Regions from separate parts of the Homo sapiens genome. Here region 1 is linked to region 2. The links are chromatin loops, found by intact Hi-C in ENCODE. Cell type or tissue: Caco-2. All regions are shown on one strand. Each heading gives the region's core, and the rest is flanking DNA. Links, peaks and the distances in the headings are about the cores only. Region 1 overlaps SIPA1L1 (signal induced proliferation associated 1 like 1). Region 2 overlaps SIPA1L1 (signal induced proliferation associated 1 like 1).

Evidence for each region. Hi-C counts contacts between places; a loop is a spot of excess contacts. Peaks named below come from ENCODE experiments on the same cell type or tissue, not always from the same donor. Only the 100,000 strongest peaks of a DNase experiment are listed, where the experiment ranks them.
Region 1: it touches region 2 in a loop (2.7-fold over the local background); 2 of 110 quality-filtered maps call a loop at or near these places.

Annotation. Positions count from the first base shown.
Region 1 is chr14:71,514,667-71,530,700 of GRCh38, reverse strand. It overlaps SIPA1L1 (signal induced proliferation associated 1 like 1), which reads right to left. Exons shown (of 24, transcript NM_001386936.1): 4 at 1,331-1,389. Among named protein-coding and RNA genes, the nearest start is that of SNORD56B, 120 kb to the right of the region's middle. In Caco-2, for the core only: no CTCF peak of the experiment used is centred there; a DNase peak (open chromatin) is centred at 9,280.
Region 2 is chr14:71,374,472-71,390,505 of GRCh38, reverse strand. All of the region lies in intron 2 of SIPA1L1 (signal induced proliferation associated 1 like 1), which reads right to left. Among named protein-coding and RNA genes, the nearest start is that of SNORD56B, 16 kb to the left of the region's middle. In Caco-2, for the core only: no CTCF peak of the experiment used is centred there; a DNase peak (open chromatin) is centred at 10,065.

The DNA of each region.
Region 1 (16,034 bases), core at 8,174-10,673, 140 kb before region 2:
TATCCTGGGTTTTTTAATGTTCAATGGAATTGGTAAACATTCGATTTCTCTATAGAGTGTTGAGGAGAGGTAACATGGATTTTGTTTTTCTGCTAATCAAAAAGGAGCTGGGGTAAGGATATTTGTGTTATGCCTTATATGCTTTTTATATTTGAAATATTCCTACTAATTTTTCAAGAACAAAAACAAGGAATTAGAAGGGTATAGACTGTTCTAAGAAAACACAAAGAACAAGTCTGCACTGCCAAATATGCACCTACCTATGCAAAGGGATGAGTCTGCCAGTATCCAAGACCCTTTTTAGCATTCACAGCACAAGTTGGTCGATCAGGACGCAAAACCTTCTGGGGGTGTGGGGGTGGGGTAGAATCTGAAAGTGATATATTTTATTCTCATGTCTTTGAATACTAAATCACTACCTGCTAACTGTTAAGAGTGAAGAGTATGCCAGTCAACACCAACACACTCTGCCAGTTTAATTTAATGGTATTATTTTGCCTTGCTTTGCAATTACTCCTACATTTCCCCAGGGAGAAACTAATGGATTACTAAAAATAAAATGGAGACTAAGTGAATCACTTAGGCTGTTTTGGCTCCTAACTCAAACTGGCTTAAATAAAAAGGAAATGTATTGGCTCAAATGCTTGGACGTCAGAGAAAGGGCAAGCTTCAGGGCTGGTTTCCTTGTGATTCTGGACTCCGTCCTCCACCCTGTGTGGCTTCTCACTCAGTCCGGAAGCCACAATGCTGCAGCTACACCAGACCTCACACCAGCGCACAACAACATCCAGAAGTAAGAGGCAGCTCTGTCCTAACCATGAGAAGCCTTCTGCCAGAAGCTCCAGGCAAACCCACATTGGAGCCACGCTGGGTAGAAAAGGATTACAGGACCATCTCTGAAACCATCCCCCTGGCCAGGTAACACTCAGCACTCACTGATGTAGCCAGAGTTCATGAGTCAATCATGGACAAGGCAGAAATGAGACTGCTCCTAATCAGGGCGAGCTGCAGTCAGTTCTTCAACCCCATAACATGAGGAATAGATGCAACGCATGATATGGATCCAACCCTAATGTTCAGTCAGTACTATTTACAGGCAATAGCCTGAGCAATACTGTATCAGAATACGAAATAAATCACTATTACACTGTATTTGTATATAAAGCTATAGATTCAAAAAGCAGATGACAAACGACTTCATCTCTTTGAGAAAAGTAGATTTTTTAAAATTTTGTTTCTATGTTTTCATTTCTCTAATCAGAAATTTAAACACAGAAAATCAACACTTTGTAAAGCAGGTAGGTCATAGGAAGTATGGCATAGTACTTACTATATTCTTGTGCCATGGCTACCGAAATTTAGACAACGTCCACACCAATAAGGTATAACCTGAAATAAAATTAGAAAAAAAACCTGGTTAAGTGCACAATAAATTTCACTAAAATACAATAGCTGTATAACTTACACAGGTCTTATCTTTGTTCTAGAAGAGGCAAACCAGCCTTTCTAAGGTAAATAGTTGCTTTTAAATTAGACATTAGAGAAAAATGTCTCTAGTATTATCATATTTCTTTCTTTTTTTTTTTTTAAGATGGAGTTTCACTCTTGTTGCCCAGGCTAGAGGGCAATGGTGCGATCTTGGCTCACCACAACCTCCACCTCCCAGGTTCAAGCGATTCTTCTGCCTCAACCTCCCTAGTAGCTGAGATTACAGGCGTGTGCCACCACGCCCAGCTAATTTTGTATTTTTAGTAGAGACGAGGTTTCTCCATGTTAGTCAGGCTGGTCTCGAACTCCTGACCTCAGGTGATATGCCCGCCTCAGCCGCCCAAAGTGCTGGGATTACAGGCATGAGCCACCGCGCCCGGCCTGTCTGTAGTATTATAATATTTCTAAATATTTTTAAGGTCACATGCATCTTTGTAGAGCTGACCATAACAAACCAAAACAAACAAAATACCTTTTTATCAAGTACTGTTGCCCTGGACTGCTATTTATAAAGCTGAAACAAAAAGGGGAAAAAATAGAATTATTATTTTTCTCTTTTTGAGATGGAGTATCATTCTGTCACCCAGGCTACACTGCAGTGGCACAATCTTGGCTCACTACAACCTCTGCCTCCCAGGTTCAAGCAATTCTCCTGCCCAGCCTCCCGAGTAGCTGAACTAGAGGCGCGCACCATCACGCCCAGCTAATTTTTGTATTTTTAGTAGAGACAAGGTTTCACCATATTGCCCAGACAGGTCTCGAACCCCTGACCTCAGGTAATCCACCTGCCTCGGCCTCCCAAAGTGCTGGGATTACAGACGTGAGATACTGCGCCCAGCTGAAAAATAGAATTATTAAACAGACCTCAAAAATCATGTAGTCTACTCACTACAAGACACAACTAACCTGTTCAACCCAATGCAATTTAAAGCTAGATAAATAAGCTTCGATTTCTAAATTCCTTAACTTGAAGATCTGAGGAGACAGTTCTCAGGAGAAAAAAATGCAAAAATATGATTCCAATATCTGATACTGCATCATCTTACTTAGTAAAATCTATGAATATTCAGCACACTATGGAGTGCTGAACAAACACACCCACAGAACTTGAGATTTTTAAGATGCTGGAATTGCTTTTAATATTCAAAAGGGAAAGATAATAGCCGGTACAATGGCTCACGCCTGTAATCCCAACTACTCTGGGGACCCAGGCACGAAAATCGCTTGAACCTGGGAGGCGGAGCTTGCAGTGAGCTGAGATTGTGCTGCTGCACTCCTCCAGCCTGGACGATAGAGCGAGACTCGGTCTCAAAACAAAAAAAAGGAAAGATAAGAACTCTGTCCTTATCCAAACCTCAGACCACATAACTATATAACAAACCACACTTTCAATTAAGAGGGACTGAAAAACATGAAAGTCTAACTAAGCTTTAAGACAATTAAGTTTCCAGGTAGTATGATGACAAGGCTGAGGATCACTGTCCATGTATCCACAAATACAGTGTCTAACTTCACTTGCCTCAGTGTGTGTGAGATTCAGCCATGTTGCTGTATTCATTATAGTTAATAAGCTTTAAAAAAAAAATTTTTAAGCATTAAAAGAAGAAAAGTGGACGCCTCAAAACAGAAGGAAATATTTGCAATACATATATCTACCAAAGGACAGATTCAGAACATATAAAGAACTCCTTACAAATTAATAAGAGGGCTGTGCACAGTAGCTCATGTCTGTAATCCCAGCATTTTGGGAGGCTGAAGCAGGAGGATTGCTTGAGCCCAGGAGTTTGAGAACAGCCTGGGCAACATAGCAAGACCCTGTCACTACAAAAAAATTAAAAAATAAAAAAAATTCAACATCTTCCTTGGTTTAAAAAATAAAAATAAATAAAAATAAAAAATTAGCTAGGCATGGTGGTGTGCGCCTATAGTCCCAGCTATTTGGGAGGCTGAAGCAGGAGGATCGCTTGTCCCCAGGAGTTCGAGGCTTCAGTGAGCTCTAATTGCACCACCACATCCCAACCAGAGCAAGACTCTGTCCTAGGGGGAGAAGAAAAAGACAAGCCACCCAAACAGAATATAAAAATGGCTAACAAGCATATAAAAAGGTGTTCAACTTCATGCATCACCATGGAAATACAAATTAAAACTACAATGAAATAAAATTACATAATGATGAAAATGGCTGAAATTTTAAAATCTGACAACACCAAGACTTAGGATGTGCAGCAATTCAACTCTCACACAATGCTGATGGGAATACAAACCGTAAAGCTGTTTGGCAGCATCCAATAAAGCAGAACATAAACATACCCTGCAACCTAGCAATTCCACTCCTAGGTAAATGCCTCCTGGGAATGTGCAAACATAAATCCTATACAATAATTTTCCAATAAGTGTTAGCTGTAATAGCCGAAACCCAGTAACAAATTGTGGAATATTCATATAATGGAATATTATAGAGCAGGAATCAGGATTTTTTTTTTCTCCTGTAAAGGGCCAAATAGTAAATATTTCAGGCTTTGCAGGCCATAAAATCTCTGTCCCTGTCACATCTGCTCAAACCTGCCTTTGGAGTACAAAAGCAGCCATAGACAATACGGGCTTGGCTGTGTTCCGATAAAACTTTATTTACAAAAACAGCCAGTCCACCAGCCTTAGTTTCGCCTGCTACACAGCAATGAATATAAATGAACCATAACTAATACAAGAACACTGATAAATCTCACAAACATAATGTTGAGACAAAGATGCCAGACACATGAAAGAATATACTGTATGATTCTGTTTTATAAAGTTCAGTAATAGGTAAAACTATGTAAGTCAGAATAATAGTTTCCACTGAGTGTAGGATGTAGGGGAAAATACAGACTGGGAGAAGGAAAAGGGGGGAAATTCGGTGGGCTAATAATATTAGATTCCCTGATTTGAGTGGTAGTTTCACGACTATGTTCAATTTGGAAAAATTCATTAAGGTATAAATTTATGATGTACTTGTCTTCATTCTGAATAAAAAAAGTAAAACATTTCAGTAATTATTATAAATAAACAATACGGGACACATTACTAAGTGGATGCTTTCTCATAGCATGCTATACCCAGATTCAAACACTGATGGAATGCAAGCCTTGTGCCCTCACAAAGCAAGTTCCTGAAGCTCTCCCTTCACATCTACAGTGTGATGTCTGCATTGCAACTAAACTCCTCTTCCAAGTTTCATGTAGGACTTGAGAACGAGCTATGATTAGATAGCGTACACAGGAGTGGCAGGAGGTAAACGCAATACAGAGGGAGGAAGGAAAGTAACAGATGGGTGAAGAGACTGGTAGAAATAAGTCCCTGCATTTTAACATAATCTGCTAAGTAAGCAATACAGAATTTAAAAAGTAACACAAACAGCTTAGAAACACAATTTGGAAGGTCACTGAACTTGCCTTTTGGACATTAAAAATAACGACAATTTAAAAGCTTACTAAGGCTCTTAAAAGACTGATGAAGGGATTTATTTCTGGTACAACAATTTCTTCCAATCTAACAGATTAAATAGACAGGAAGTTTCAACTTTTCAAGTGAAGTAGCAAACGTGGCAATGATACAGTCTTGACTTTCAAAGCTGACATGTTTTCACATTATGAGGATTTACGTTCTATTGTATGGGCTTATGTCATTAGTGAAATGAAAAGAGAAGAAATAAAGAAAAGAAGGTGAAAATAATTGAAATCTAGTCACTACAGGCTGGGCGCAGTGGCTCACGCCTGTAATCCCAGCACTTTGGGAGGCCGAGGCGGGTGGATCACGAGGTCAGGAGATGGAGACCATTCTGGCTAACACAGTGAAACCCTGTCTCTATTAAAAACACACAAAAATTAGCCGGGTGTGGTGGCAGGCACCTGTAGTCCCAGCTACTCAGGGGGCTGAGGCAGGAGAATTGCTTGAACCCAGGAGGTGGGGCTTGCAGTGAGCCGAGATCGTACCACTGCACTCCAGCCTAGGCAAGAGTGAGACTCTGACTCAAAAAAAAAAAAAGTCAGTTGGGCTACATAGCAAAACCCCATCTCTACAAAAAATACAAAAATTAGCCAGGCGTGGTGGTGTGAGCCTGCAGTCCCAGCTACTCAGGAGGCTGAGGTAAGAGGATCACTTGAGCCCGGGAGGTTGAGGCTGCAGTGAGCCATGATCATGCCACTTCACTCCAGCCTGGGTGACAGAGCAAGATTATTAAATGTAGGGAGAGTAAAAGGCAAGTGAAAAGAAAAAAAGGAAAGGAAGTTTTCCCATAGAGGTAAGAATGGAAATAAGTTTTGAATGATTACAGATAGGCAAGGTTAGGAGAATAGAAGTATCACTCTAGGCAGAGGGAGAGAACGTATGCATGGAGACATGAATGAGTCGGTCATATCTGAGGTATAATCACAAATCTGAGACAACCAGAGTGTGACGTACAAGGACAAGCTAAAACTGAGATGTGGCCAGGTGCAGCCGATCATGCTTATAATCCCAGCACTTTGAGAGGCCAAGGCAGGAGGCTACTTGAGCCTAAGGAGTTTGAGATCAGCCTTGGCAACATAGTGAGACCTCATCTCTATTTAAAAATAAACAAATAAATAAAACTGAGATGATGAAAGGACTTGTAAATCACACTGAAGTTTGAATTTTATCTTACAAGCATTATGGAACCATGGGAGTGGGAACTGGGGAATGAGAATGGAGAATGAGAATGAAGTGGCATGTCTCAAAATATATCTTTTTGCATAGTTTTGACATTTAGAACCATGGTAATGTTTCCCGAAATAAAAAAAGCAAACAATTAACATCAACCAGTATATAAGGGGAACCTAAAGCGAAACATAAACAGTAACAACTAAACTGCATTAGGAATACATAACATAACCACATGACCACCCTGAAGGGAATGCAGAAGAACTAACCACTGTGGAAGCCAGTATCTTGACTATAATAGACACTGAGGCTAGAGACAAAACAAATACAGAAAGGAGAAAGGCTAGAATGAATTTCATGGTGTTAGATTTGAATCAGCGGTATCACTATGAAATCATAGTTTTTAACATGTATTTCAACAGACAGGAACAGATAAATGTAGATATGTGTATACATACATATATTCATCTCCCAGCTCTGTCCTCTGAGAGAGCCTAAGGGTAATAACATCTTAATAGCACAATTAGCACCCAGACGGTGGTTTCTAAACACCATCCTTCAATAAAAAGAACCAGGACTACTTGGAGAGATGTCTGGCTGCAAAACTGAGACAGGGAAAATATCAGGTGAGCCTGAAATATCTTGTGGTGCCAAAAAGTAAGGAAGTGCTCAAAAAAGCTGGGGACTTCTTAAAAGGAAAGTGGAACCAAACTGAAGAGGCCACATCTGGAACAATTTAAAGGATTATAACCCATAGGATAAAACAAACATCCACAAGTCCATAGTGATAAAAAATAAATAACTGAATGTGTAGTACATGGAAGAGAAGGCCAAGCTCTTTCTTATAGGAAAATTTTAATGGACACATGCAAAAAGGATAATGGAAGTAGAAAAACCACCATTTGACAAACACCACAGGTTAAAGAAAATAAGGAAACATAACTAACTGTAATGTTTGATCCTGGATTGGACCACGGTCCAAACAAAAGACATTATTGGAAGAGTTGATAAAAAACAAATGCAGTGTAGAGATCAGTTAGCAGTATTCTATCAAGGTTAATTACCTGATTTAGATAATTTTACTATAGTTATGTAAGATATTAACATTTGGGAAAGGTGGGCAAAGGGTAGATGGAAGTTGCTTGACATATCTAACTTTTTTTTTTTAAACTCTGAGATTATGTCAAAATAAAAAGCGAAAAAAAGAAAAATATGGATAGACAAGGGATTCTGAGTCATAACTTTCATCTAAAATCTAGTTGCAGGCCTTTTTCTCTCTATGCCAAATATTAAAGCTGACAAAGTGTGATATCTAAAAAAAAACATATATGCATATATGTGTAAATGAGAAGTTTGAAAATATGAGCAAATAAGGGACTGTAAATAACCAAACAGAATGGAGAGAGAACCAAACCATCGAGAAATTTAAAATGTGATAACTGAACTTTAAAAAAATTCATTAGGTGGATAAATCACAGAATGGACACAGATGAACAGTGAATCAGTAAACTGTAAGACTGACCTTGAAAAATTACCCAGAGTGTTTCTCAAATAAAAAAATGCAAACCTTAAAAGAGAGAGTAAGGTCGGGTGCAGTGGCTCACACCTGTAATTGCAGCACTTTGGGAGGCCAAGGCGGGTGGATCACCTAGCCTGGCCAACATGGTGAAATCTCATCTCAACTAAAAATACAAAAATTAGCTGGGTGTGGTGGTGGAGCCTGTAATCCCAACTACTCGGGAGGCTGAGGCAGGAGAATCACTTGAACCTGAGAGGTAGAGGTTGCAGTGAGCCGAGATCGTGCCACTGCACTCCAGCCTGGGCAACAAAGGGAGACTCCATCTCAAAAAAAAAAAAAAGAGAGAGAGAAATTAAGAAGCTTAGATGATAGAGTGAATAGACCTAAAATCTGCCTAAAAGGAGTGCCACTTGAGCATTCCAAATCGGAAAATCTGAAATCCGAAATGGTCCAAAACTTCAAACTTTTTGAGTGCTGACATGATGCTCAAAGGAAATGCTCACTGGAGTTCAGGTTTTCAGTTTTTCAGATAGGGATGCTCAACTAGAAAGTATACTACAAATATTCCAAAATCTGAAAAAACCTGAAATCCAAAACACTTCTGGTCCCAAGCATTTCAGATCAGGGATACTCACACTGTACTAGAAGAAGATAATGGAGAAACTCTCTGGTATAAATGACACACCAATCCTTGAATCCAGAAAGGCCAGCAAACAAGAAGCAAGTGAAAAATCAATACCAAGAGACATAAAAGTAAAAATACTGACCACTAAATAAAAAACAATCTTAAAAGCAGCAGAGAAAAGAAAATCACCTACAAATTACCCCAATTAAGGTGATGACTTATTTCTCAAAAGCAACAATGGAAGCCACAAGACAGAGAGAACTATTATTTTCAATAAACTAAGAGAGAGAACTATCAACCCAGAATTATATAGCTAGAGATAATTCCTTCTAGAACAATAAACATTTTCAGGCAAACAAAACCAAGATTTTACCATCAACAGACACACAATAAATTATATGACTTTTGCACAGCAGGAAAATGATCCCAGATGACAGACTTAAAAAGCAGATGAATGGCGATACCACACAAAAGATGACAACCAAATAAAGGGTTAACAGTCAGATGAAAGATGACTGACCCCATTAGTCATGATAAATAAATCACAATGTGGTACTACTACCTACCCACTGGAATGGCTGAAATTAAAACCATGTCACTAAGAATGTGGAGCAAATGGGACTCTCTTACACCTTTGGTAGCAGTGTTAACTGATACGGCTCCTTTGGAAAACTGGCAGCATCTATTAAAGTTGAACATAGGCATATGCTATAACTCAGCAATTTCACACCTAGGTAGACAGCCAGCATAAATGGACACATATTTGTAGCAAAAGACACTAATGGGGTTCAGCACATGCTACTGCAAAATATGGCATCTTAGCATTTGAGAAAACCACAGAAGCAACCTTCTCCTGTCCTTCTACTATGAAGTAGGCCATAAAAGAATTCTCTAGCCTTCCTCTGAAGTAGGTCATAAGACCTTCATTCCACAGATACCCTCCCTATACCTGCAGGAAAGGAATGCCCTTATCTCTGAAGACACAGGGACATGGAGCAGCTGAACAAATAGGCCTAGTTTATTACCACTGCCTCATACTCCCTTTGCCCAATCAGACTTCTGCACAACTGTCCACTCATCATCAAATTTAGCATAAAAATACAGAGATGTCCCTGCTTCTTTGGGTCTTAATTCCTGAAAATTCCTGTGTCACGTAAAACTTATATTAATAAATTCGTATGCTTCTCTCTTGTTAATCTGTCTTTTGTGATAGGATGTCAGCCATGTACCTAGCCATTGGAAAGAAAAAGAAATCTTTCTCCCCTACAACATAAACAAGGATGTTCATAGCAGTGCAATTCCTAATAGCCCAAAACTGAAAACAACTGCAGTGCACATCCACAGCAGAAAGAAAAGCTAGGCTGGGCACACTGGCTCACACCTGTAATCCCAGCACTTTGGGAGGCTGAGGCAGGCAGACTGCATGAGTCCAGGAGTTCGAGACCAGACTGGCCAACATGGCGAAACCCCATCCGTACAAAAAAATTAAAAAATTAACCAAACATGGTGGTGCATTCCTGTAGTCTCAGCTACTCGGGGGGCTGAGGTGGGAGGATCACCTGAGCCTGGGAGATGGAGGCTGCAGTGAGCTGAGATCACATCACTGCACTCCAGCCTGGGTGACAGAGTGAGGCCCTGTGTCAAAAATAAATAATAATAAGGAAAGAAAAATAATAATTGAGGAGTTCCATATAACGGAATACTGTAACAATAAAAGTAATGAAATATTGCTACCTGTAACATGAACTATCATGCATGTAATGCTGAAAGAAAAAAGCCATATACAAAAGTATACACTACCTAATTCCGTTTACAGAAAGTTCAACACCAGGCAAAACTAATCACTGCTATAACTCGCAGGAGTCCCATCAGGGGCTTCCAGAGTGACACTTCATTTTTTTGATCTCGGGACTGGTTTCATAGATGAGTCCAATTTTTGAAATTCACTGACCTATCCACTTATGATCTGTGCTCTGTGTGTATATCATACTTCAAAATAACATTTATTTAAAAATAAATAATAAGCAAAAACACTAGCAAGAATATCACAGAAAGAATACTGTGTTCTCATGGCATCCTATCAGTGACAAACAATTTTGATTTGTATTCTTACCAATGATGTTCATTTTGATGAACTGATTAAGGTGGTATCTGCCAGGCTTCCACCACTGTAATTTATTCTTTCCCCCTTTGTAATTAGTAAGTATTTCATATGGAGGTAATCTGAAACTATATAAATATCTGGTACCTCATCAAGCTTTCAATTAACGGCATTTCATTATTTAAAAAAAATTTGTTTTTTCATTTTTTTGAGACAGGGTCTTGCTCTGTCACCTAGGCTTGAGTGCAGTGGTGCAATCACAGTTCACTGCAGCCTCGATCTCCTGGGCTCAAGCAATCCTTCTGTCCTCAGCCGCTAAGATTATAGGTGTGTGCTGCCACCACAACCAGCTAATCATTTATTCATTCTTACATTTATGTTATTCATCAATTTATTCAGTGGGTTATAATCCATTACTATTATTGTTTACTATAATTAATCACTATTATAATCAATCAGTCAATCAATCAATCTTTTTTTTCCATAAGAGACTAGGTCTTACTCTGTCACCCAGGCTGGAGTGCAGTGGTATGATCATAACTCACTCAAACTCCTGGGCTCAAGCAATAATCCTGCCTCAGTCTCCTGAGTAGCTAGGATTACAGGTGTGTGACACCATGTCTGGCTATTTTTTTTTTTAATTTATTTGTTTAGAGGTAGGGTTTTGCTATGTTGCCCAGGCTGGTCTCAAACTCCCAGCCTCAAACAATTTTCCAGCCTTAGCCTCCCAAGTAGCTGGGATTACAAGCATGAGCTGCTGTATCTGGCAATCATTTCCTCATTTTCTGAAACTACATGTTTTGGTCTCATTTCTCCAAGGAGTACTGGTTCCTTTTATTAGAGAATTGTATTTAGAAATCAAGATTAGGGTGCCAGATATGTTCATTGTTATTGGGGGATACTTTCAGGCACTGTCAATGGCAGTGCTAGGGAATATAAATGCATGTGTGTTATACATCTACACATATATCTACATCCATAGGATTTTATTAGGAGGGTTTTTGTTTTTGTTTGAGGCAGGTTCTCACTCTGTTGCCCAGGCTGAAGTGCAGTGGTGCAATCACAGCTCACTACTGCAGCATCAACCTCCTGGGCTCAAGTGATCCTCCCACCACAGCCTCCCAAGTAGCTGGGACTACAGGTGCATGCCACCACGACCGGGTAATATTTCTAGTTTTTTGTAGGGATGGGGTGATATGGTTTGACTGTGTCCCCACTGAAATCTCAACTTGAATTGTATCTCCCAGAATTCCACGTGTTGTGGGAGGGACCCCGGGAAGGTAATTGAATCATGGGGGCTGGTCTTTCCCATGCTATTGTTGTGATAGTGAGTAAGTCTCAAGAGATCTGATGGGTTTTTCAGGGGTTTCCACTTTTGTTTCTTCATTTTCTCTTGCCGCCGCCATGTAAGAAGTGCCTTTTGCCTCCCGTCATGATTCTGAGGCCTCCCCAGCCATGTAGAACTGTAAGTCCAATTAAACCTCTTTTTCTTACCAGTCTTAGGTATGTCTTTATCAGCAGCATGAAAACAGACTAATACACAGTGTTTTGCCATGTTGCCCAGGCTGGTGCTGAACTCCTGAGCTCAAGTGATCTGCCAGCCTCAGCCTCCCAAAGTGCTGGGATTACAGGCGTGAACCACTACATCCAGCAGGACATTTTAAAAACTCGACAAATTCCAATCAATGGTGCCAATACTAGTAACAAAAAGTAAAGAAAAAGAAAAAAACTTCACAAGCTGACTATATGTGAAGTTCACATGAAAAATCAAAAGCCCAAGAAAAATCAAGATACTACACATGAAGACAACAGTAATGAGGGGATCTGCCATACCAACTATTAATTATAACACAGTAAGACTTCCAGGTTAATGGAGAAAGGTTGAATTATTTAATAATGGTACTTGCAAATGTGTTTATGCATGTGGAGGGAAATTAAACTAGATTCCTGTTCTACTCTCTATATAAAAATAAATCCCAACTTAACTAAAGACTTGCATTTAAAAAATAAAATACAATTTTTTTTTTTTTGAGACAGTCTCCCTCTGTTGCCTAGGCTGAAGTGCAGTGGTATGATCTTGGCTCACTACAACCTCCGCCTCTGAAGCTCAAGCAATCCTCCCACCTCAGCCTCCCAAGTAACTGAAACTACACGTGTGAGCCATCAAACCTGGCTAATTTTTGTATTTTTTGTAAAAATGAGGTTTTGCCATGTTGCCCAGGCTGGTCTCTAACTCCTGAGCTCAAGTGATTCACCCGCCTCAGCCTCCCAAAGTGGAAGGATTACAGGTGTGAGCCACTGTGTCCGTCCAGCCACTGCAGCTCGCCTCATTCTATGTTAAAATAAAAAACTTCTGTTCATTAAAGGATACCATGAAGAAAATAAAAAGATAAGCCACAAATTAAAAATCATATCAACAAAATATAAGTATCCAGAGTATATAACTCTTATAAATGTATAAGATAAACAATCCGAGAGAAAAATATATAAAAGTTACAAAATACAAAAAGTCCTTCAATACAAAAAAATGATGCTCAGTTTCCTTCCTTAGTAATTAGGAAAATATAAATGAAAAGCACCTTTCACACTACTAGCTTGACTAAATTTAAAAAGTCAAACAATGTCAAGAATGTGGCAAAGCTGTGGGGCAATGGAAACATTCAGATGCTCTGGTGGGAATGTACATTGGTACAATCACTTTGAAAGGCAGTCAAGATGTTAGGTAGGCAGATGGTACGGCATATCCTACCATCCAGCAATTTCACTCTTAAATTTATGTTCACTGAGAGACGTGTCGCCCGGAGACACATATAATTGTTTATACCCACAGAAAACTGCAAACAACTCAAATTCCAACAGTAAAATAAGAAAACAGAATGTGGTTTTGTTTGCAGGAAAATCAGTGAACCATGATGTTAAATGCATCAAGTGAAAAAACTCAAGGGGACAATGTCCCTCAGTACCTATGCCGAAATAAATTTGTAATAAACCAAAAAAAATTTTTTTAATTACATTACAAGCTTACTGAAGACTGGGCCAGTATCACTTAATAGTCATTAAAAGCTTCCCAAAAGTTTTGTACTAGGTATTCTAGATGTTTCCAAGACATATACAATTATGTCCACCAAGATACAATAATGTGATCCCCCAGTTTTGAAAATGACAGTGAGTCCATGGCACACACTAGATTAAACGAAATAAAACAAAACCATAGATGTCATTTTTATTTATAAGAAGGTACTTACATTCCCAAACTTCAATTAAAACTCTTGAGAAAGCACCATTCACACTGTGGTTTTTTAAAAGAAAAAAAAATGTTTTTGTTTTGTTTGTTTGTTTGAGACAAAGTCTCGTTCTGTTGCCCCAGCTGGAGTGCAACGATGAAACCTCAGCTCACTGCAATCTCCACCTCCCAGGTTCAAGCAATTCTCCTGACTCCGCCTCCTGAGTAGCTGGGATTACAGGCGCCCGCCACCACACCAGGCCAACTTTTGTATTTTTAGTAGAGATGGGGTTTTGCCATGTTGGCCAGGCTGGTCTCAAACTCCTCACCTCAAGCAATCCGCCTGCCTCAGCCTCCCAAAGTGCTGGGATTACAGGCGTGAGCCACCACACCCAGCCAAAAAAAAAAAGGCATTTTTAAAAAAAGTAAGTCTCACACTTATAATCCCAACAATTTGGGAGGCTGAGGCAGGAAGACTGCTTGAGCCCAGCCTGGGCAATACAGGGAGACCTCATCTCTACAAAAAATTTAAAAATTAGCCAAGCATGGTGACACATGCCAGTAGTCCCAGCTACTCAGGAGGCTGAGGTGGGAGGATTACTTGAGCCCAGAAGGTCAAGGCTGCAGTGAGCTACGATGGTGTCACTGCACTCCAGCATGGGTAACAAAGCAAGACCCTGTCTCAGAAAAAAAGGTTAATAAAAAATCCTGCTATTTTATTACTCAGCTACAGGGACAGGTGAGATTGTTTCTCTCAGGCTCAGATCAAGTAGAGTGTATCAATTTGTTTAAATATGTATGTATTTAAGAACAGCATAATTTCAACCAAAATAATTAAACTCTTCAAATCAATATAACTGGATTTTAAAACAAAACCAAAAACAACATCACATGAGCAGAATGCTTAGAGTTCTATCCATGATGCGTCTGATTTCAATCAGCACTGGTGTCACCATTGCCAAGCTGACCTGATCCAAGTTAGAGTGAGGTGCACTTAGAGGCCTAGTAACCACCCTTAAAGCAAAGGGTTCTTTATACCACTTAAAGTTAACACATTTTAACAGTTTGAAAACATCATAAAGTAAACAGTTAAATTTGGCATCAAAGATAACTATCTACTTTTCTTGGGTTTAAATGCTATATAATAGGCCAGGCTTGGTGGCTCACGCCTGTAATCCCAGAACTCTGGGAGGCTGAGGCAGGCGGATCACTTGAGGTCAGGAGCTCAAGACCAGCCTGGCCAACATGGTAAAACCCCATCTCTACTAAACAACAACAAAAAAATTAGCTGGGCCTGGTGGCATGTGCGTGTAGTAGCAGTTATTTGGGAGGCTGAGACAGGAGAATGGCTTGAATCCAGGAGGTAGAAGTTGCTGAGATCGCGCCACTGCAGTAGAGCGTGGGAGACAGAGTAAGACTCCATCTCAAAAAAAAAGAAATATTATATAATAATGTTCAGAATTTAGAATATTATGGACCATATTATGTGGGTTACAGTATGTACGAAATCTTTAAAACAGATGGTAAGTTACATAGAGACATCAAGTGACAGTTCTAGCTGATTCAGCTCTAATTCATTGTTTGCTTTCTAACAGCACTATTTCAAAATGAGCAATTCCATAGCCCATAGAAGAGATTTTCATTTTAAGTAGAGGTGACATCTTTACTTATGTAAGAAGCAATTATACAGGTTAACAGAAAAAATGAATTGCTATAGAATACACTAGAGATATGTTTCAGCAAACCATTAGTTTTCATTCTCAAGGGTATGTACTAAGGGTATCAGCTTAGCAGTCACTGAATTTATTAAGCCGTAATTTTGCTACACGAATTCTCCATTCTCTCCTTCAGAGCACTCTGAATAAATCAGAAAGCAATGTTTGCTTTCCTCTCTACAGTAACAACTGTGTATTTGGCCTGAATTCTAAATAATCAGGTTCTTTATGAAATTTTTGGAATTTAGCCAATATACAGATCTTTTCACTAAACATAAGCATGAAGGAAAGAGGCTCAAATCATAACTTTCATATTTAACTACTCAAAATGGGGGAGAACAGCCTCCTCAGACAAGTAGGATAAACATGCACAGAACTCTCCATCACCATACATGCTCTCCTGTCACTAAGAACAGAAATGTTTTTGAGAACTCGAAGCACAAACATTCATTTGGATGTTTGATGACATCAGCATCTATAGTCTAAAATCTATTGATATAATCCTTAGCACACAGTGTCTTTTACACTGGTTGAGAGCACACTAGGTGTGATGGTTAGTTTTATATGTTAACGTGGACAGTTATTTAATAGAACACTAATCTAGGTGTTGCTGAGAAGGTATTCTTTAGAGGGGGCTAACATCTACCTTCAATTGCTTTAAGTGAAGATTATCCTCCACAATGTGGGTGGGCCTCATCAGAGTGTCA
Region 2 (16,034 bases), core at 8,893-11,392:
AAATAACACTGAAACTAAAGAAAAATATTTGGGCACCAAAACAACCAATAAAAACCATGTTTTTGAAGAATAGCTATGTACATGGGAAAATGCTCATAATATTAAGTTCATAAACACGATACAAGAGTATGGCTGCCTCTCCCTCCAAAAAACCCTGAAAGGAAATAGTTTAAATATTAATAGCAGTTGCTGCTGGGTTGTGGGATTACTGGTGATTTGTATTTTCTTCTTCATGCTTTATTGTACTTTCCAATTTTTCTATAATAAAGATTTTTATAATCAGAGGGGAAAATATTTGGATTGTTTAACACATTTAGGATGAAACAGCTGTATCATTTTAAGTCGTTAGGTTTTATCAAACAGGTTTCTGGACCATTTTTTCACTGTCATACTTTATTTGAATGGTATAAGCATAAGGAATGCTGGATAAGAAATTTCAGTCCCAAAGAAAATTACAAATTATCATCCTACCCCAGTCTTCATAAATTGCATTTACTCTCTAATCTCCTTTGGATTTGAAAAGATGGAAATCTTGACAACATGTGACAAAGGACTTATATTTACAGGTAATACTAGAAAATCAGAAACTAGTACCAGCGAATGCACTTGTCCGCTGGATATTAACTGTTCCCTTTCCCACTCTCCTCCGAGCCCTTCAGATGAGGAAACACAGCACCACACTGACAGTCTGCATGTCAGACCGAGGAAAGGGTGGGCTCCTGACGATGAGTCTCTACTAAATGTGAGGAACACAAAGACCCATTACCTACATTACTACACACTTTAGTCCAATTAATTAAAAAGTTGAGAAGTATGCCACAAAACACTGCCTATTACCAAAGAAATGAAGAAAAATATACTCAATATTCCTAAATATGAAACATCTCACTTGTCCCCTGCAATCTACAGGAAATCTGAAATGGGAGATTAAAGTGCCTTTCTATGTCTAAGACTACACAAAATATAAAAAATAGTGGTGGAAAAAACTACCACTTTAAGTAGATGTCAGATTTCCTACAAATGGTACTATCTTAAAAACAGAAATTCAAATATAAGTAAAAGATTTTCTGAGCAATGATCATCAATCATGTATCTTCCTTAACTAGTCAAAGGTGGCAAAAGGGAAACATAGAAACTATGAAGGAATGCACAGTTTCCAGTTAGTTAAATCTATTACCCACTGAGCCATCTAGACAGATGCCTTGTACAACTCATTTTTCTTTCCTCTTAAAACCCCTAAGCTTTGACCCACTGGTCCCTCTTCTCTCCAGTTACAATTACCTACCCATCTCCTAGGGGTCTGTTTCCCTCAGGACTTCCTGCAGAGGAACCAGCCCTATCTCACCCTTTATCAAGTCTTCCTATCTTTGAAACAATCAGACAAACAAATCTTTGGTGATTCATCAGAAATCAATTCTAATAAACAGGTCAGGCACGGTGGCTCATGCCTGTAATCCCAGCACTTCGAGAGGTCGAGCTAGAAGGAATGCTTGAGCCTAGGAGTTCGAGACCAGCCTGGGCAACACAGCAAGACCCTATCTCTACCAAACAACAACAAAAACTAAAAACCTATTTATATAGGTAAGGTGGTAAAAAATACATATGACACACTATGACTACAGAATCAACAAACCTCAGAAAGTTCTTCAATGAAAAATTTGAATCCTGGCTAAAATGTAGGTAGCACTAGGGAGGGTTTTGATTTAAAAACAAATAAATCTGGCCAGCTTTAAGATCCTAAAGCTCCACAGATGATTCTGATGTTCAGCCAGGGCTGACAACCACTTTCAGAGACTTTCAGACTGTCACTCATGCAATCGTGTATTTAAGCTTCTACCATTTTCTGCAGGAAATATCTTTAGCCTCTCATTCTCTCTATCCATGCGGATCCTAAGTTATCCTATTAAAAAAGAAGAGCACGTGTGACGTGTGGGCCAACAAAGTGCCTCTAGAGTCTGGAATTTGACACGGAAAGGGTAAGCTTCAATTACGTTAAAATCTCAGTTAGGTGCATTCATAGCATTTCCCCAGGCTATGAAAAGAAAAGCTAAAGTATGTGTAGAAGCTATGCACTCTTAAATCCTTAATGTACACAGTAGATAATAATATTCATGTGGTTTTGCAGATAATTCCTTGTGAATGATCTCCCAAATACATAAGATAAATTAGACTTAACTTCTTTGTAGCTTGGGTCAATTAAAGTCTAGATGGTAGATTCTGCTTTGACAAAAACCTGCGTCTGTATCTTTTATTGAATAATTTTTGCATTACTTTTTCAAACTTGTGGTACATTATCCTAAAATGAACAATAATGAACAAAGTATTTTGCAGTATCTACTGACTTAGGGAAAATTAAAAATCATATTTTAGGCCTTCTCAATAAATGCCATTTTCTGCACACCAGAGTCATTTCTCACAAATTCAAATATTTGAACACCTTGTATGAAGTATGTGCTGTGCACTGATATCTCAGTTAACAACACACCTTGCTCTGCAGAGTGATCTGTCTTGGCTTTTATCCAAAAGGAAGATGAAATGCAATGTCTTCGTATCATACTGATACTCTAGAAATTAACTTGGATTCATCTTTAGCATAACAAATTGAATCATACCAAAAGCATCTGCCTTAGGTTTTTATTTAAATGTTAAGCACAGTAAAACCAACCATTTTAATGGCTCAAGAAACAAGAAAGACACAAAATCCAATAATTTAAGCAACGAAGGGTTACGATGCTGGTTAAGTAGTTTCCTCTATATAAAAGACAATTCTCCACGTGTAGAACAGAAATCGTAACACATTCCTGCTAGAAAACAACTTCTGCAGAGGTGAAATGGTTATCTAGAAGAATCGTTTGAAACATACGTATGCATACCTTTTCATAAAGTCTTTTTATTTAACAAATTTTTATGTGCCTTCTGTTATTCAGACAGCCTGTGTTAAACACCTACAGAAGCCACACACACACCTTTCTTGGCTACAGTAATGATGTCTTTGATTACTGAATTAAAGACAAACTTTAAGATGTGACCTTTAGCTAACTATTTTTTTCTTTTGTTCCTTAGACAGGGTGGCATGATCATAGCTCACTGCAGCCTTGAACTCCTGTGCTCAAGGGATCCTCCCACCTCAGCCTTCTGAGGAGATGGGACTACAGGCGGGTACCAGCACACCTGGCCTAGTCAACTATTTTTAAATAGTTCTGTATTAACAATATTTACTCAGTCTTTCTTTTTTTTTTTTTTTTTTTTTTTTTTTTGAGACAGAGTTTCGCTCTTGTTGCCCAGGCTGGAGTGCAATGGCGCGATCTCAGCTCACTGCAACCTCCACCTCCCAGATTCACGCAATTCTTCTGCCTCAGCCTCCCGAGTAGCTGGGATTACAGGCATGCGCCACCATGCCCAGCTAATTTTGTAATTTTAATAGAGACAGGGTTTCTCCATGTTGGTCAGGCCGGTCTCGAACTCCTGACCTCAGGTGATCTGCCTGCCTTGGCCTCCCAAAGTGCTGGGATTACAGGCGTGAGCCACTGCGCCCGGCCACAGTCTTTCTTTTAATATCTATCCATAACTAAGGGCCAGCTACTGTTCATAGGGAAGATTTTTCACACAAACCAATGAGAAAATTCACAGTAACGAGAAGAAAGTACTCAAGTTTGGATCCTGGTTAAACCTTACACAGCCTCAGTAGATCAACTTGGTCTGTCTAAATCAATGGTACTGAAGGTATGTATTAATGAGATAATACATTTGAAAATGATTTTAAACTAAAAATAAAAGGATCATTCAGTTATCTTCTAGTCAGGAGCTGCCAGGACACACCAAAACAAGTAAAACAGGGTTCATCTGTTTATTCATCTTTGAAATGTTACCATTTTCTTCTTCCCTTCCCTTTCCTTCTCCCTTTGTTTCTTCCTTTCTTCATTTTACAGATATTTACTGTGCATCTACCATATACCAGATATAGTCGCTGTGATGGTTAATATTCAGTGTCAACTTGATTGGATTGAAGGATGCAAAGTATTGTTCCTGGGTGTGTCTGTGAAGGTGTTGCCAAAGGAGATTAACACTGGAATCAGTGGACTGGGAAAGGCAGACCCACCCTCAATCTGGGTGGGCACCATCTAATCAGCTGCCAGCACAGCCAGAATAAAAGCAGGCAGAAGAACGTGAAGAAACTAGACTGGCTGAGTCTCCCAGCCTACATCTTTCTCCTGTGCTGGATGTCTCCTGCTCTCCAACATTGGAATCCAAGTTCTTCAGCTTTGGGACTTGGACTGGCTTCCTTGCTCCTCAGCTTACAGACGGTCTATTGTGGGACCTACAAACTCCCCTTTATATATACATCTATCCTATTAGTTCTGTCCCCCTAGAGAATCCTGACTAATATAGTCACCACACTGTCCAATATGACAGGCAGTAGTCACACGTGGCCATTAAGAATTTGAAATGGCACTAGTACAAACTGAGATATACGGTAAGCATAAGATATACACTAGATTCTGAAAACAAAAGAATGTGCAGGCCAGGTGCGATGGCACACGCTTGTAATCCCAGCACTTTGGGAGGCTGAGGCGGGCGGATCACGAGGTCAGGAGATCGAGACCATCCTGGACAACATGGTGAAACCCCGTCTCTACTAAAAATACAAAAATTAGCTGGGCGTGGTGGCACATGCCTGTAATCCCAGCTACTCGGGAGGCTGAGGCAGCAGAATCACTTGAACCAGGGAGTCAGAAGTTGCAGTGAGCCGAGATTGCGCCACTGCACTCCAGCCCAGGCAACAGAGCAAGACTTGTTTCAAAAAAAAAAAAAAAAAAAAGAATGTACAAAAGAAAGTAAAGCATCTCTATAATTTTTTATATGTATTATATGTTGAGATAATATTTCACATAAATCAGATGAAATAAAATATATTATTAAAATTAAATTCACTTTTCTTTTTACTTTGTCTTAATGCAACTAGAAATATTTAAATATAATGAAGGCACAGCATACATCTATTGGATAGAGCTATTCAATAGAGGTTTTATTAGGGAACAAAACCAAGTCCCTATCCTCGAGGAGCTTTTGTTTTAACATCTGTAGCACTAAATTTTTCAGTAATCAGCAGCAAAAACTAAAAACCAGCAACTGTTGCAGAGAAGACTCTGGGATGGAGGCCATACCCACACCTACCTACTTTCCTTTAGTCCTCACTCCACCAAAGACAAGGCCTATGGTCCCCAGAATAATCAGAGTCAGTAAAATTGTGAGTTATGACCTTGACCATGTTGAGGAAGACTGTCTCTACCCTGTTGGGCACTTCTGAGAGCACGACCAATTTTAATCAGAACTTCTGAGGGAGAAAGCTTTTAATCTGGGGCATCGGTAGTTTCAAGGCATCCTTTTTTAGTACTCTGGGTTGTGCCTTAAAAATATTTTAAAAGGTTTCCAACTGTTGAAAGATGTGTCTTAACAATGACACCCTCTCCTGGATTCTAACATCCTCCTTTATTACAAGAGTCCTTTATCGCTGTCCTCTCCACAAGTCCGATTAACCCTGACTCTCCTCAATACCTTTCATTCCCCACATCACAGCCAGAGTGCTTCCAGATAAAGAGCAAAAAGCTGAATTAAACAACACAAGTCCATTACAGCAATGCTGAAAGTCCCTACCGATCTGAAGGAGACAGTCAAAAGGAAACGCGGGTCAGGCTGACTACAGAAGACATGCCAGTTAAATGTGAGATTACTGGCGGTTTTAAGATTTTAGAGAATATCCAAAGAATGAGTTTAATTTAGACCAAATGGGCCCATATTTCAATAGCAGTTTACCACCAAAAAAGGCATGTTGAGTATTTGAACTTCATATTCCATGTGTTAGAAACTTACCTTAAATTCAAACCACAACATGGCAAATGTTTTGCTGGCCCATACATCTTTCTGGCTGACTACAAACAAATCAAGGCTTTTGAGAGATTCTCTATGCCATAAAAGGCTCTATTGGGTGTAGCAGAAAAGCCCAGAAGCTCCAGTTTCAAGGCGGCGGTGTCGTTTCATGTTGAACCCATTCCCGTGCACCACTCATGCTGTTCTCTCGGCTGGGTGTGCCCCTCTCCCTTCTGCCAACTCAAATGTTAGGCCTTCAAGGCCAAGCCCCAAACCCAGGCCCCACACAAACCCAGAATAATCTCCCTCCTTCATTCTCACAGGAACCAATGTATTGAACATAAATCACCTTATCTCTTCCCTAGGGATTTTAAACACCTGCAACTCAGAAAGAAAGCAAAGAAAAAAGTCAGCATGACATCTGAAAATTCATCACCTTCCCTTTCATTCCGTTGGACTTATCTGATCTTTATTCAGCAATAATGCTGTGCCTAACACCAGGGACATGAAAAGTATGTACAGGCAGAATTCAAGTAATTCGCAGTCTGGCTGAGAAAAAAAACAAGCACATAATGACCCTGCCACCTAACAAACCCTATATGAAAAGAACCAGCAAAGTGCCACCTGAGCCCATGGAAGGGCCCGTCCTCCTGGGTGACTGAAAAAGCCCCAGAGAATAGGTAATAAACAAGCAAAGAAGTTAAGAATAAGTAGAAATTCATAAGGAAAAGTGGGTGATATGGTTTGGATATTCATGCCTTCCAAATCTCCTGTTGAAATGTGTTCCCCAGTGTGGAAGGTGGGGCCTGCTGGGAGGTACTAGATCATGGAGGCAGATCCCTCATGATGGATTAGCACCATCCCCTTGGTGATAAGTGAGTTCTGGCTCAGTTAGTTCACCTGAGATCTGGCTGTTTAAAAGTGTGTGGCACCTCCCTCCTCTGTCTTTCCCCCACCACCCCTTCTCCTCCCTCTCCCTTTCATCATGATTGTAAGCTTCCAGAGGCCCTCGCCAGGAGCTGAGCAAATGACTGTGCCATGCTAGTACCGCTTGCAGAACCATGAGCTAATTAAGCCCCTTTTCTTTATAAATTACCCAGTCTTGGATATTTATAGCAATGCAAAAATAAACTAACACAGTGAAAAAGGCATTTCAAAGGCAGTAACGCATGGTATATTAAGAGAAATGAGAGGATGTGCTTAAAACCTTCACACAGAACCATTTTAAAAATATCTTCCAATATATTAAATTATTCATCTGGGCATTTGAGACTCTACATAAATGGAACCCCATCCAGCTTTGCTACATTTCCCAAAGTATAACATAGCAAGTAAGAGTGAACTCTCCAGGACCAGTGTGGGTTAAGAGTTTCAAGTTTCTTAACCTCAATTTCTTCATCTGTAAAATGGAATGACAATAATACCTATCTCATAGGGTTACTATGTTATTGTTATGAGGAAATGATAAGAACACTTAAAACAGCACAAGTTAAACATTCAATAAACACTAGCATTATTATCATTTATTTTCCTCACTAGACAATGTAGCAATCTGAAGTTGTTATCCTCAACACATGCCTCAATCTGAAAAACTCTTCATAGGTTCAAGTCCCATCTAGTAAGACACTGCTTAAATACTACCTCCCACATGAAGCCTTCACTCCCTCTATTCATTGGGGAAATCAGTGTTTCTCCATCCTTTAAACTCCCAGAATATTCTGCTGGGCCTCTCTGGGGCACCCATCACTGTGTTATGATTATGGTCACTTCTGATTTCCTCGACAAGGCTACAACTCTTTAAGAGCAGAAACTATATCTTACTGATCTTGGTCTTCCCCAGAGAACTGATCTTTCACATATGGGCACTCAATATTTGCTGTTGAACAAATAAAAATACTCTCTCCTTTAATTAAGAACAGACTGGTGCTTTTAAAAGTGCTATAATATCTATCAAGCAATTCATCCTAATTACAAAAAAAAACCCTTACCGAGGGAGAAACTCTGAGAGCAATTCTACACAGCTCAGTCCTTAGTGACTCCTACAGAAAAGTCAAGAACAAGATGGTGTTCTTAAAGAGACCGACAACTGCCAAAATGGAGTCACCTTCGGACTGCTACTGGCTAAACGAATCTCTCTCCTTCCTTCTTAATTCTCTGAACAAGTTCTAATGTAAATTTGTTTAGGCTTTTGTTATCTTTCTGTTACGTATTTACAAAAGGTGGGACAAAGTTTCCATATCATATTCATTGCTTATCCAGATTCTAAAGCCTATTTCATCCGGATATGTTTTCTACCACCCAAGTAAAGAAAAGCTAGTCTAGAACCACCCCAAACACTTGGCTTATGCAATAATAATATCAGCACCAAACTACATAGAATTCTTAGCTTTAGCGCCTTTCTCCCTAGTGAAAGCAGAGGGGAAGAGCACCTAATCCAGAAATTACCACTGTCCTCTAACACTATTCTAACTAGACAGCATAATTATTGCTAAGTATTACTTGATTAAAATTCTAAACTTTAATTAGCAGAAAAAAATGTTAACTTGGATTGGCTTCCTCTTACAAGTAGAAACATTCTCACATTTAAGCACACTCAAGGAATTCAAAGACATTCTTCATTTACTATGCAGTACTGATGACTTTTAAAAAGAACCTCAAAAATTTAAACAAAAAAAGAGAAAATAGGATAAAGCAGAACTCAGACAGTACTACCCCATCTCTAAAATCTGTAAATGCAGTTATTTTCATAATATCACAATGGGTATCATGGATTCAAAAAGGAATTAGGCATAGAAAGATAGTAAGGTTATCATACCAGAAATATATTCACAGAGAAGAGGGCACCAAGAATTAACAACCTGACCAGCACACACAGTCTATCAGAAATACAGAAAATCACCACAATGCAGTTGCCAACAAAGGACCAAAGTAAGTCTGTTCAATTCAATAATAATGTTACTTTATGATAAAGATTATTTTGAATATTTCTAGGACAAAAAGATCATAAGGAAAGGGAATTCACTGGAACAGCTTCTAAAACAAGAATCCACCCGATTTTTCAAGTGCTAAAGCTGTCTATACTTTATGTCAACAAATACAAACATTCAGTTATATAACTCTATTTTCCATTTTTTAAACTATTTTTAATATACCCATCACCATTATCACAAAATTAGCAAAATCATTATAAATTTATCTTTCCCTCTATAATCTAGCTTCTTTCAAATATACGAATATGAAGGGCGGGGTGAGGGGGATTCCAAACTCATTAAATAAGTCATATTGGGGCCAGGCATGGTGGCTCATGCCTGTAATCCCAGCACTTTGGGAGGACAAGGAGGGCGGATCACGAGGTCAGGAGATTGAGACCATCCTGGCTAACACAGTGAAACCCCGTCTCTACTGAAAATACAAAAAATTAGCCGGGCACCGTGGTGGGCACCTGTAATCCCAGCTACTCGGAAGGCTGAGGCAGGAGAATCACTTGAACCCGGGAGGCGGAGGTTGCAGTGAGCCAAGATCACGCCACTGGACTCCAGCCCAGGCGACAGTGCCAGACTCCATCTCAAAAATAAAATAAAATAAGTCATATCAATGAATGTCTTATATTTTGTACAAATGCCAATTGCACTATGGGGGTAATAGTCAATTATTAATATTCCTTTTTTCCTTCATTTCTTCCCATTAAGGGTGGGAAACTTCTACTTTTCCTCACTTGTGAAATATGCTTTAAGAGGCTTACATGGGCAGCATATAAGTGTTGCTAAGCTGCTAGTACTTGGATCTTTGGTCTTCAAGTGCATGGATTTTATACTCAAACATGACAATAACTACATAAGTATTATGATGATTAAGAGATCAGACAGGGCTGGATCTAAAAGGCCTGAAAAATAGATATTGTATCCCTACTCTACTTGGAATCATTTCCCTGCTTCCCAAGGCTAAGAGCTATGGCTCTCTATCAAGGCCTACCAACCCTGACATTGCATAGATTTTAGATTTCTTCTACCCTGCTATCCAAAAAACTTAAGAGTCCTGTATCCTATTCTCTTAAAGTCTTGTTCTCCAGATAAAACCAAATTTTTGTCCAGAGGCCAAAGGCAGATAACATCCCAGGATATAACTTCTTCAGTAACAACACAGGCAATTAACAGGAATCTTTGGAATGCATCGCAAAATACCAGACTGAACATGGAGCAATTTAGAGGCCTGTAAGTTCTTGAGCATTTAAGTACCATATTTGGGCAGCTGTCTACCTTCATGCAGGACTGTATCTGGGATATGAAGAAGTTATGAGATGAGCGTCATTTTACAAAGCATGGGACAAGTTTTACACCACAAAGGATATTCAACTAAAAGTTATCTACAAGAACCATTTAATTATCAAAGGACATAAACACAAATAATTTAATTCCTAACTATCCAAAAGTATGTTAATTATTCCATACACAATTTTACACACATTAGGTATGTTTTTAAACCCTTTTCTATTACCTTACAAGTAAGATACCCTTAACAACTCTGTGAAGTTTACATTTCTGGGTGAAGAAACTAGCAGTATATTTACATGACTTAGATTAAAATGGCAACTCTGTGACTTTCAAATCCTAGGTCAAAGAAACCTCTATTCTATATTATTATTATTATTTTCAAAAAGAAGGCACTTGAAAGAATATGGCAATAATAAGTTATCAAAACACAAAAAATAGCTAATCATTTACAAAAACATTTTATGTGATAGTGAGCCCCATAACAAAAAAAGACGGTATTAAAATTGTAAAATGGAAAATGTATAAAATACTGCTCAATGTCTACCAAACGAAGCACAAAGAAAGTAAACACCACTAATACTTTCTAATGTAAATGAAATCTACAGCAAGAAATACATTAGTTTTCAAATCACTGAAATAGACACCATACGCGCACGCGCGCACACACACGCACTCTTTTTTCCTTACATGGCAGAAGATAACACTGAATTAGTGTTTTATATTTTAAAGATCAGGTTAACAACAATGTATGTCAATTAAAAGTCTTACTGTGCCAGGTGCAGTGGCTCACGCCTATAATCCCAACACTTTGGAAGGCTGAGGTAGGAGGCTCGCTTGAGGCCAGTACTGGGCAACACAGCGAGACCACATTTCTTTAAAAAAAAAAAAAAAATTAATTAGCCAGGCACGGTGGCCTGCACCTGTAGTCATAGCTACTTGGGAGGGTGAGGTGGGAAGACTGCTCAGGCCCAGGAGTTTGAAGCTGCAGTGAGCAATGATCAGGCCACTGTATTCCAGCCTGGGCAACAGAGTGAGACCCAGTCTCTTAAAGGAAAAAAAAAAAAAGAAAGAAAGAAAGTCTTAATGTAATGTAAGTAAGTGGATGACACTTACCTCCATTCCCTCCGGAAATGACAACAAAGAACATGACAGAAAAATATGAAAAAAAGGCAACAGCATATGAGATGTCAACAAAATTCTGACAGATAGAAAAGCAACACATAACTGGGAATTGATTTAGCAAACTGGAGAAAGCTGAAAACGAAGTGTGAGGAAGTCACCAGGAGGAAGCAATCTATTCATGATACAGAACTTCAGAACGGCTAAGAAACTGAGGTACTAAGGGGTGAGGCTGAAAATGAGAAGAACTAGATCAATAAGGGGACTACCATTGAAATGGCAGGGCCCAAACAGATCATCCAGAGGCAAAGGAATGCCAGCCTCACCACACACAGAGCTTCTAATCAACTTTTAAATAGAGTATTACCATCAAGAGTATAATTATGAAAAGCAACATTTCATAATTATAAAGGAGACAATTCATGAAGGCATACAATTATGAATGTACACACATCTCAAAATAAATGAAGCAACAACAGACATAATAAAAAAAGGACAATGACAAAATCATCATAGATTTTCAATGTATCACTCAGTGATAGAACAATTAGACAAAAAAAAAAATCAGGAATGACCTAGAAGTTCTGAAAAACACTATCAACCTAATTAACATTCACAGAAAATGTGGCAATTGAAAAAGACACATTCCTTTCAAATGCACATGGTACATTTATCAAGACAGATCATATCATATGGTGGGCTCTCAATAAAAGGATTGAAATTCCACAAATATTCTCTGACCACAACAGAATTAAATTAGAAATCAATAACAGGATATCTAAGAAAATCCCCAATGTATGAAACAACACACCTCCAGAGCTCATAGGTCAAAAATGAAACCAAAAAGGAAATCAGAAAACATCTGAACCAAATGGCAACAAATAGAAAACATGTCTTATTTTAAATGCTTAATAAAAGAAAATAAGAAAGATCTACCACAGTTACCTAAGGTTCCACCTTAAGAAACAAGAAAAAGAGCAAACTAAACCCAAAATAGAAAGAAGAAAATAACAGAAAACAGAAGTCACTGAAATGAAAAAAAGACAACAGAAAAAATTAACACAGCCAAAAGCTGAGTCTTTAAAAGTACCATATCAACAAAACCGACACACTTTTAGTTAGAGTGATCAAAAAAAAAAAGACAAAACACAAATCATTAGTATCAGAAATGGAAATACAAAACCAAAAAACCAGAGATCCTATAGACATTTAAGAAGATTAGCTCTCCCTCTCCCTCTCCTTCTTTCCACTGTCTCCCCCTCTCCCTCGTCTCCATCTCCTGCTTTCCACGGTCTCCCTCGGTTGCCGAGGCTGGACTGTACTGCTGCGATCTCGGCTCACTGCAACCTCCCTGCCTGATTCTCCTGCCTCAGCCTGCCGAGTGCCTGGGATTGCAGGCACGCGCCGCCACGCCTGACTGGTTTTTGTATTTTTTGGTGGAGACGGGGTTTCGCCGTGTTGGCCGGACTGGTCTCCAGCTCCTGAACTCGGGTGATCTGCCCGCCTCGGCCTCCCGAGGTGCCAGGATTGCAGACGGAGTCTCACTCACTCAGTGCTCAATGTTGCCCACGCTGGAGTGCAGTGGCGTGATCTCAGCTCGCTACAACCTCCACCTCCCAGCCGCCTGCCTTGGCCTCCCAAAGTGCTGAGATTGCAGCCTCTGCCCGGCCGCCACCCCGTGTAGGAAGTGAGGAGCGTCTCTGCCTGGCTGCCCATGGTCTGGGATGTGAGGAGCCCCTCTGCCTGGCCACCCAGTCTGGGAAGTGAGGAGCGTCTCTGCCTGGCCGCCCAGTCTGGGAAGTGAGGAGCATCTCTACCCGGCTGCCACCCTGTCTGGGAGGTGAGGAGTGCCTCTGCCCGGCCGCGACCCCGTCTGGGAACTGAGGAGTGCCTCCGCCCGGCCGCCCCGTCTGAGAAGTTGAGGAGCCCCTCCACCCGGCAGCCGCCCTGTCTGAGAAGTGGAGAACGCCCCCGTCCGGCCGCCGCCCCGTCTGGGAGGTGGGGGGGCACCCCCGCCCAGCCGCCACCCCATCTGGGAGGTGGGGGGGCGCCCCCACCCGGCCGCCGCCCCATCTGGGAGGTGGGGGCTGCCTCTGCCTGGCCGCCCCATCTGGGGGGTGGGGGGGCCCCTCTGCCCGGCCGCCACATCTGGAAAGTGAGGAGCCCCTCTGCCCAGCTGCCACCCCGTCTGGGAGGTGTACCCAACAGCTCACTGAGAACGGGCCATAATGACGATGGTGGTTTTGTCGAATAGAAAGGGGGAAATGTGGGGAAAAGAAAGAGAGATCAGATTGTTACTGTGTCTGTGTAGAAAGAAGTAGACATAGGAGACTCCATTTTGTTCTGTACTAAGAAAAATTTCTCTGCCTTGGGATGCTGTTAATCTATAATCTTACCCCCAACCCCGTGCTCTCTGAAACATGTGCTGTGTCAACTCAGGGTTAAATGGAAACGATGCTTGAAGGCAGCATGCTCGTTAAGAGTCATCACCACTCCCTAATCTCAAGTACCCAGGGACACAAACACTAAGGAAGGCCGCAGGGTCCTCTGCCTAGGAAAACCAGAGACCTTTGTTCACCTGTTTATCTGCTGACCTTCTCTCCACTATTGTCCTATGACCCTGCCAAATCCCCCTCTCGGAGAAACACCCAAGAATGATCAATAAATACTAAAAAAAAATAAATAAATGAAATAACTGATGCTGGTGAGATTAAAAAGAAAAAGGAATACTTAAAAAAAAAAAAGTTGCCTGATTTTTTAGTTTTTCAAGAGTAGCTTAAATCTGGATCACGTGGAACCTCCTGATTTTTAAATACTGGCAAATAAATGATTTTCTAATAATTGTAAAAGCCAATTTGCTAATCAAAGTAAACCCAACATGCCTACTAGAAAAAAAAAAAGAAGATTATAAGAGAACACAATGTTTAACTATGCCAACAAACTCAACAACTTACATGAAATGGACAAATTTCTTGGAAAATTGAACCTATCAAAAATAACACAAGAAAGAAAAAGTCTAAGTAGCCATATATTTTTTAAAGACATCAAATCTGTTATTTAAAATATTTCAAAAATGGAAATTCTAAGTCCATATGATTTCACTGGCAAATTCTATGAAACATTCAAGAAAAAGATTAAACCAATTCTACATACACTTTTTCAGAAAACAGAAAAGGGATCAAAGCCCAACTCATTTTATAAGGATAGCATAATGCTGACACTAAACAAAAAATAAGAATCACAGACCATTAATTGAGGCACAAAAATCTTTAACAAAATTTTAGCAAATTAAATCCAATACTATATAAAAAGGTATACCATGAGCCACCACAGTTATCACAATAATGCATTTTTGGTTTAACATTTAAAAATCAATCCGTGTAATACATCATATTAACAGATTAAAGAAGAAAATGCTCAGGATCAGTCTAATAGACACAGAAAAGGTATTTGACAAAATCCAATAGACATTCATGATAAAAATTCTCCACACACTAGAAGAGTAAAGAACTTTATCAAATAACTGAGGACAAATACAAAAAGCTAAAACCAATATAATACTTAAAGGCAAAAGACTGAATTATTTTCTCCTGAGAAGAGTAAAGCAAGAATGCTTGATATCACCACTTTCTAGTCAACACTATACTGGAATAAAGCAAGAAAAAGAGGTGTAAAGCATAAAGATCGGAAATAAAGAAGTAAAATCTCTTATTTGTGGAACATGATCATTTGTGTAGAAAATTCCAGAATCTAAAAAACAACTACACTATTATAAGAAATGAATTTAACAAGATTGCAGGATACAAAGCTGATGTAAAAAAAAATCAAGTATATTCTTACATATTAGTAGCAGACAATTAGGAAATAAAAGTTTGCTTTAAATCCCACTCATGGGCAGATGGATATTGGTATATATTAATACTTATATATCTCTTTCCCACCAAAATGGGAAAATAAAGAAAGATGACCACACAGAATCTAGGAAATAGAAAGTCCACCAAAGGAAAAAGCCCAAGAGAATCCCCAAGATGGTGGTAAAAAGAAGTTCCAAAATGGCAGCTCCCCAGAGGCTAGAAAGCAAGCAGCTCAGAACCAACAGGACACAGAACCCCGAAAGAGACAGTGCCAAGAGAAAACCAGAACTGAAGAATTCTCTAATCTGCTTTACCCTTTGAGTTGTTATAGTTCTATAAGAATATTTAGAACAAAATTATTGTTTGATAAATAGAAAGCTAAGCAAATAAAATGGTCTGTCTCTATTGGAGAAACAGTTGGAGAAAGAAATTATGATCACTGAAAACTCTGTGGTCACTGTCATCAACATTCAAATGATAATACTGTAAATACTGAATGATGGCTTGACCAAAACTTAGGTAAAATTATCATTGAGAGGATGGGGAAAGGGAAATAGGAGGAGCCAAATCCTTACCTTGTATAGGAAGAAGTCAAAATATAATGTTTGCAATTGAAAACTACAGGCTATAGGAGTGAAAATATATTATTTAGATATATGGCAGTGAATGCGACTAGAAACAGCAAAAAAAAAAAAAAAACTTTCAAAACGGTTGCCTCAGAGAGAGAAGCAGGAAGCATACAGCATAGGAATTTTTCTTTCCAAGCCTTGTATTACTATTTACTTACAATTTAAACCAGGCATGACCACTTTACTAAAATTAAAAATTAAAAATAATATACTTTAGATTTCTGTGAAAACTTTGTTTAAATGTAAACTTCATACCACACTGTCAGTTTCTGTCTTAATAAAACTATAGATTT